Linked DNA regions of Mus musculus: region 2 is linked to region 1. A link is a contact called in ENCODE Hi-C or POLR2A ChIA-PET data. All regions are on one chromosome and are shown on one strand. Each heading gives the region's core, a stretch centred on a gene start or an enhancer-like site at or near the end of the contact. The rest is flanking DNA. Distances are from core to core; before and after follow the strand shown. Region 1 holds the start of B930092H01Rik (RIKEN cDNA B930092H01 gene). Region 2 holds the start of Tle3 (transducin-like enhancer of split 3).

Region 1 (3,700 bases), core at 870-3,369:
ACACCAAAAGACACACAGTGTTCTAGAGTTTTGGCCAAGGCCACACCCAAGTCTTCAGGCCCCTGTACCACACTGTGTTTCTTCCTTGTCATGCTGAGACCCAGAGAGACCAAGATGGGGATGATCCCAGTTCCCATGGAAACCTACAGCTCCCCTGGAGTGGTCATCACTGCCCCCAGGCTGGATGGTCTCCTGTCAACTGGGTCCCATGCTAGGTTCTATGGGAAAGAGTTGGTGAATAGACAATCAATTGGATTAGGCCAGGGAGTGGCAGGAAGCATCAGGCCATCCCGTGAGTGTGTGTGTGTGTGTGTGTGTGTGTGTGTATGTGTGTGTTTATTAAGGCCAGAGGTTAAGTTTGAATGTCACTCCTTATAAGCCAAGCTGCCTAGCCAGTTGGCCCCATGGTCAGCCTATCTCTGCCTCCCTAACCCTGGGCTTACAAGTGTATTTATTTTCTAGGGGTTCTGGGGATCAAACTCATGCTCTTTTGCACAAGGCCTCATGCTGAAATGTGGTTGTTGCTGTGGAGGTATTAGAAGGTGAGCCTTAAGACAGGGGTGAGTGGTCAAAAAGAGATGAATGTCTTTCTCCCTGGACCGGACTCATTTTCCAGAAAGCCAGCCGTTGCAAGCAAGTCTGCTTCATTGGTTCTGTCCCTTCTACAGGTGTCTGCTCACAACCACCACATGGCTCAGCTGCACGTGGCTGCCCAGTTCTGAGCTTCCAGCTTCCAGGATTATAACTTAAGTAAACGTTTTTCTTTATAAATTCTCCAGTCTCAGATAGTCTGTTACAGCAACATCTAGATAACTGCGACACCCTTGTCTTGCTCTGAAATGAAGTGCAGGCTGCTCCAGAGAGGCAAAAGCAGCCAGGGCAGGAATTCAAAGACACAAGAGTTGCAGGTTGCCCACCTGCTACACATGTGAGCAGGGTGTTTCTGGATGGCATGTGGAACACGTGACTCTTCCACCCTCTGAGCCACCTCACTTGCCTCCTACCTTCTGTTTTGAGAAGCAGTCACTTGTCCAGAGGCCAAAGGCAGCACTGATCTCTTTGTTACAGCCCTGTTAAAAGAGGAGCCAGGTGTGAGTGCGCACACCTTTAATCCCAGCCCTTGGGAGGCAGAGCTGGTGGATTTCTGAGTTGGAAGCTAGCCTGGACTATAGAGTGAATTCCAGGACAGCCAGACTGCATAAAGAGACCCTGTCTCCAAAAAAAAAAAAAAAATGCCATTAAAATATAAGATTTAAATAACTTTAATTATAAAACCACCGTTTTTGCATCTTTTACAGAGAAGATTAAGAGACAGAAACTTCTTTTTTTTTTTTTTTACACATGTCATTTGCTGTCTCTCCCACCAAAGCTGGGGACGTGGTTCAGTTAGTAGAGTTCTCGCCTTTTATCCATGAGTCCTTGGGTTCAATCCCCAGGACTACATAAACCAGTCATGATAGCACATGCCTGTAATTCAGTCTTTGAGGAAGAGGAGGAGGCAGGAGGATTAGAAGTTCAGGCTGATTCCATTCTCAGCTACTCAGAAGTTTGAGGCCAGCCTGGGGGGAGGGGAGCACTTAGCCACACTCCCAGCAGGCAGCTCAGGGTAGTCTGTGGAACAGTCCTGAGCACTGCAGGAAACCCAGGCCTTTCTGACCTCCCTGGCTACAGCCACACCTGCTCCATTGAATGCCCACATGGCCACCTGTTCCCGCTGACATCCCCCCCTCAGCTACGGCTGCTCCACCGGCCCTTTGTCCCAGATTTTCCTTCTACATGAGGCCTTTAATCTTTGCAGGGTTTTTTTTCCTCCCTTAACATCCCTGATTCTCTTGTGAAATGCAAATTAATTAGCGTCTAATTACTCACTCATCCCTGAGTCTGTAGCCTTCTCTGTCAGGTTTCTGTTGAACATCTCTCTCATCAGCCGAGAACACAGCCCATTAGGAACAATGTAGTTTAGGAGAGGCAGGCGGCCCCTCCCCCTGCCTCTCAGGCTTTGTCAGAAACCATTTAAGCAGAAGGTTCCAGAAGCACACCCATTCCGACTAGAGGGGGTGACCCCACCTACCACTCACTTCAGTCACCAGCATCATTTCAGGGAACCGATTGTGGATTGTGCCTGGGGCTGCCCTAGGCCAAAATAGGAAAGCCAGGCTCTCGCCTCAGGGAGGCTGCCCATTGGGGAGCCAAGATCTCAGTGTGTGAAACTGCCTGTGCCCTCCCTGCCAGCTGGGGAGGAAATGTGGAGCATGCCCAGGGACACAGTGTAGTCTTTCGACCCAGACGGCTGAGTTTTAGTTTAGGAGGAGGTGGCGGCCAGCCTTGGCCCACAGTCTTCCTGAAGCCAATCTAAAGACAGAACATGGGGTTAACTCACCAACTCTCTGGAAGACCTACAGTCTGGGTCCCTCAGAAGAGGATGGGCTCAGCATGGGAGACTGAACCCAATAGGGGTTTTGCTGGGTATGGGTGGCTTGATGTGTGAATATGTGTGCATGTGTGTGAGTGAGTACATGTGAATATGTATGTATACATGTCCTCTGTGGAAGCCAGAGGTCATTGCACAGGAACCCCTCTACCTTGTTCTTTGGATCAAGATCTCTCACTAGTCTTGAACTTGCAAACTCTGCTAGGCTGTTCCAAGGATCTTCTCTCCATCTTCCCGGCACTGAGATTAAAGATGTGTAACACCATAGTTGCCTTTACCAGGGTGCTGGGGATCGAACCCAGGTCCTCATACTTTCACAGCCAACACTCCTGCCCTGAACCTCTCTGAGTGAGTACTGTTCTTAACCTCTGGTGACTGTTGCTCTCTTTCTTGGAAGGTGCTTTGAAACTGTATAAGCTGGGCCTGTTGAGAACACCTAGCCCCAAACCTCCACACTTCTGATGAGTATGGAGAGATGGCTAGGATTCAGAGGAAGGGGACCTCCTGGGAAAAAACACCCCTCCCAAATTCTGCCTTGAAGGGACTGCCACCCATACCTGTCCCCTCCTACCATCTCACTGGGACCCATGCAAGGAGTAGCTCATAGAGTTCTGTTGGCCTCAGGTTGTCTGGCTCTCCTCTGCCTTAGAACAACAGGTCAAAGCCTGACCAGGGGTTAGATGTCCTGATTCCCAGTTCATTGCTTTCCTAAGATGCCAAGCAGTTCCCCTGAAGCTGAGGGAAAGCGGCAGACCTGGCTGCTCTTGGCCGATGGAGAGCAACTCTGCCTCCACACTCTCTGCCTCCAGTGGTCTAGCATCCAGGTCATTGGACCAGCATCCATAAACTGATGGAGAGGAATGATTCTGGGGGGGGGGGGGGGGGGAACAGACACATTCCTGGGAGAAAGTCCCCGTCTCTGTAGCTGAGAACTGAGGAAGAACACTTCAGTGGCTGAGGCGGGAGACAAGCCAAGTGGGAAGCAAAGGCTTCAATAGCCAGAGTGGGCCCTGGGAATGATATTCAGCGCTGCAGCAGAGGGTAGGGACTGTGGCCTAGCTGGCCCTCGGCCATGTGCTCCAGGGATTGCTCCTGGACCTCCCTAAGCTGGGAAAAACCCAGCTAGTATTTCTCAAGGTGGCCCTTGAGTCATAGCCCTGCGCTGCCAGGTCAGCCCTGGGAGAAAACACCTTTCCCATACTTGGCCCAGACCCTGGCTTGAGGGGACTGCTACTCACACCTGTCCCCTCCTATCACTTCACTGGGACC
Region 2 (4,107 bases), core at 419-2,918, 79 kb after region 1:
GGCCGGGTAGGAAGCGGGTGCGCCCACCCGTGACGTAAGGGGGAGGGCAGAGAAGGGGGAGGGGAGAGGGAAGCTCCAAAGAGGAGCCATTTTGAGACTAATGGATGCTTTGGCCAGATGCTCGCATCTGTCGAGCTAGGCTTCTCCCTGCCCCCTCCCCCTTTTCGGTGCGCATCGTACACGATTTATGTTTTTATTTAGGAGAATAAATAAATGAAGAGGGGAGCGTGGTCGAGGCCGGAGCGGGCGCTGAGAGGCTCCATCTCGGGGCGGCCGCTCACGTGGAGGTCCCCGCGCGCTCCCAGCTACTCATTAAGATGCAAACGCGAAACTCAGGCTCCTAATGAGGGGAAAATATAGATTCCGGGGGCGCGCGGCCGGCTCGCGCGCGCCCGCAACGGGCCAGGAGCGTGTGCTTGCGTGCAAGCTTGGTGGGAAAGCCGGGAGGGACCCGAGGACACCTGGGCGGCCCACTCGGCGTTGGTTCTCCGAGGCCGGCGGACCTAGGGTGGGCAGTGTGCCCTGACGTGACCCTTGTCTGCGAGCAGATGGGCCCCAGAGTCGAATATCTACGCCTCCTTGGGTGTCTATGCTGGTGACCAGGGACGCTCCAGGCTCGCAGTCGCTCTTCCACGGGTGGCTGCCGATGCATGTGCCCAGGCAGGCCATCAGGCCAAGAAACGGGGTCGGAACTCTGGGTCGTAGCCAGGAGGGCCCCAACTCCGTGCTTTCCCTTCTTCACCATCTCGGGCCCGGAGCACTGCTGAGGAACCCGCCTTGGCAAGGCTGCGGCCAGGACGTAGCTGTCCCCAAAGGGCAAGAGCCCCAAATGGGGCTAGCCGCACTACTGAGCCTGTTGTCCGCAGACTGCCAGGCCCTTCCATCTGCGCGGCCCGCCAAGCCAGAGTTCTCAGACTTCCCCCTCGCCGGCAGCCGCCTTGCATCAGAGGCGCTGTTTATTTGGCTTTCTGAAAAGAAGGGCGAATGAACAAAGGAGAAAAGCGGGGCGCCCAAGGGTGGGAGAGGGGGCAGAAACGGATAAAAGAAAGAGAAACTCAGTTTGGAGAACAGTCTTAGAGGTCGGAGGTAACTTTGGGTGCCAGCATTTTATCGGTCCTAAATCTTTTGAAGTGAAAACATTAAACTGACAAAGTGATTCTGTTTGTTTTATAGTATCTAATTGGGCTGCTTTGCAACCCTAATGAGATTAGAGGGGGGCAATCGTTCGCCGCCTCTGCAGAATCAACTGATCCATTACTACCAGCCACAGGTTTTAAGGATTGTACAGCTTGTCCTTTTTTCCCCCCCTTTTGTTGTTACTCGTTTTCTCCTTCTCCCCTCCCGCCAAATAATTATTTGCTAGTAGATCGTGGGAAAAAAAGAAGAAAAAAAACCTAGCAGCCCAGGACTATAATATATATCTATTTATTATATGTCTTTCGGTTAATTCCTGATGTGAGGAGCGCTGTTTTTCACTCCCAAGCGAAAGTCACCAGCGGGTAGGGCCTGATTGCTACTTTTCATGCATAGTTTTAGACACAAGAGGGCATTGTGACGTCGCGCCTGGCGGCGCCCAGTCGCAGTCCGAGTCCCGTGGCCCCACGTGGGAGCCTCGCACTCCCATTGGCCAACGCTAGGCGAAGCCGCCACATTATTTTGTTACTTTTCAGTCCCTATTTGGAACTGCTCTCGCGGCAGTTCAGACCTCGTGCTCGGCCCCCTTCGCCTGTCTGTGTGTGGTATCCGCAGGTCCGAGGCACTTTTTTTTTTTTTTGAGTGCGTGTACGTGTGTGTGTTGAGTGCGTGTGCTTGTGTGTTTTGGGGGTTTGTCGGGGCGCGGAGAGGAGAGCCAGGCTGGGAGGAAGGAAAGAAGCCGCAGAGCTCCCGGGCTCGGGCTACGTCTCCCCCTCCGGTGCTCTCCAGCCTGCGCGCTCCTAGGCGGCAGGACGCAGACCGCTCCTCGCCAGAGACGCGGCCGATCCACTTGAAAGCAGAGGACCCCTTCGCCGAGGCTTCCTATGCCGGCTGGAGTTAGGATGCCACGGCTCATTATTTGCACCGACTGAGCCCGGAGTTCCTCCTCGACCCTGGGAAGGGCTGGCGGCGGCGGCAGGAGCAGACGGAACAGCAGGCTCTCCTCTCCGAGGGGGGTGGGGGGGCGTCGAAGCGTCCTCGCTGGGCTCTAGCCCTCACCCACGGTCCTCAAGCCGTCACCTCGGTGGCCTGCTTCCTTTCTCTTCTCGCCGCGAGCTCCGGGCCCGACCGCCTCTGGGATCTGACCCGCGCGCCCCGGATGCTCCGGGCTGCCCAGACGCGCCCCCCTCCAGCCTCATCGTCCTGATTGACCCGTGAGGGGACAGGAGAATCCCCCTTCCCGCAAACCCCCGGCCTCGGGATTCCGCACTGGAGCCGCCAGGGAGCCGATGATGTCCACGCAGACCCGGCTTCTGACACTGTTCACGCAGCCGGGGGAAGGCGGCCGGCCGCAGCCGGCCGAGCCCTAGGCGCACAAAGCGCGAGCCCGCCGACGACTTTGCCGCTCGCTCCGCCGCTCTTTGTCTGCACTTGGGGCGCACGCCCGACTCTGGGATTTCGCTGCGAGAGCGGGCTGGGGGGGCCGGGGGCGAGCTCTCGGTTCCCCGGCCGCCCCCCGCTCGGGCTCGCCTCCCCCCTCCCCCGCACGTCCCCGGCTCGGGCTCTCAGCGCTTCCAAGCTCTCGGAATCGCGACCCCTCCCTGCCATGTATCCGCAAGGCAGACATCCGGTGAGTAATTGCAACTAGGCTTATTTAAGCATCTATCATGGCAGGGTAAACGAGGCAGTTTATCTAGCACCTCCATTTTGCTTGTTGCTACCTTTATGGTGCGCGCGCGTGTGTGCGCTCACACAAAGGGGCTGGGTGGGTGGGGGCGCCGTAGAGAGCCAAGGGTAATTGCGCTCGAGTGGCCCGGGCGGCCTGCGTTGGAGGGGGACGCTGGCTTCCGCCCCGGCCCCTCTCCTAAGTCTTCCAACTCGCGCTCTCGGCACTTGGCCGCCAGAGCCCTTTTGGCTTTGGGGGTGGTCGGGATGCCCGCTTCCGGGCCCCGTCGGGAGAGCGTTGAAAAACTTGCTGGGAAGGTTCTGGGCTGTGGGGTGGTGGCCTTGCCGGAGGCTCCCGGCGGGGAGGGGGCCAGGGACCCAGAGGAGGCACGGGGCCGCGTGGAGCCCTTCTGATGTGCCCACTCCTCTCCCCTATGTTGTCCTTGTGGGCTCCAGGCACCCCATCAACCCGGGCAGCCGGGATTTAAATTCACTGTGGCCGAGTCCTGTGACAGGATCAAAGACGAATTCCAGTTCCTGCAAGCTCAGTATCACAGGTAAGGCGGGTGGGGGGTGGCCCCGGGCTGGCGAGGAGGGCGGCCTTGCGCGCTCCTGCTACCCCCCCCCCGCGGGGCCGAGGGGGACGTCGACCCCCGGCTGCGGGGCGGCTGGGCCTCCGCCTTTTGTTTCCCCTCACCGAGCGCGCAGCCTTAACCCTTTGCGTTCTGCGATCTCCCAGCTCCTAAAGCCCGCCCTGTCGAGGGTCGGGGTCTTGCGCCTTCGTCCGGGCCCGCCCCCGCGTGGCCGAGACGAGTCCCCTCGCTAGATCAAGGGAAGTTTGGAGTTGGTACTGCTAGGCTCCGGGTGGTGGGCAGCCACCCTCACTGCCCGGAGGATGCTAGAGAATGGGTTACTCAGGGTGCCGGGCAAGTGAAGTGGTCCTCCTAGGCCCTAGGGTCCAGGTCTCGAAGGAGGCGGTGTAAGCGCCAGGCCTGAGAGTCTCTTCCTGCCCTCACAGCCTCAAAGTGGAGTATGACAAGCTGGCTAACGAGAAGACGGAGATGCAGCGCCATTATGTGATGGTGAGAGGCAGCCCGCAGCAGGGCGGAGGGAGGGAGGGCAGGGCAGGGCAGGGCACCCAGGCTTTGGGACAGTCGCAGACCCGAGCTAGGCCCAGCTTCAGGACAGCCCCCTGGAGGGCTCCCTTCTTCAGCTTCCTCTTCCCTGCCACTTGGAGGCCGAAAGAGAAACACATTCCTGGCCACCTTTGTAAAGAGCATTTCAGTTGTGTTTTGAAGGTTTCCCAGA

The links. Hi-C counts contacts between places; a loop is a spot of excess contacts on that map. ChIA-PET counts read pairs that join two places held with the same protein, here RNA polymerase II (POLR2A).
Region 2: POLR2A ChIA-PET joins it to region 1 with 94 read pairs in embryonic stem cell. The contact joins the promoter of Tle3 here to the promoter of B930092H01Rik in region 1. A Hi-C loop is called at or near these places in 9 of 37 maps with a recorded cell type or tissue (Patski, heart, left cerebral cortex and 1 more). POLR2A ChIA-PET finds 5 or more read pairs at or near these places in 4 of 5 experiments (Patski and embryonic stem cell).

Annotation. Positions count from the first base shown.
Region 1 is chr9:61,291,690-61,295,389 of GRCm38, forward strand. It overlaps B930092H01Rik (RIKEN cDNA B930092H01 gene), which reads right to left and starts at 2,120. Exons shown (of 5, transcript NR_045334.1): 1 at 2,079-2,120; 2 at 1,005-1,070.
Region 2 is chr9:61,370,698-61,374,804 of GRCm38, forward strand. Tle3 (transducin-like enhancer of split 3) reads left to right here and starts at 1,669. Exons shown (of 20, transcript NM_009389.2): 1 at 1,669-2,764; 2 at 3,256-3,356; 3 at 3,818-3,881. The coding sequence starts at 2,741.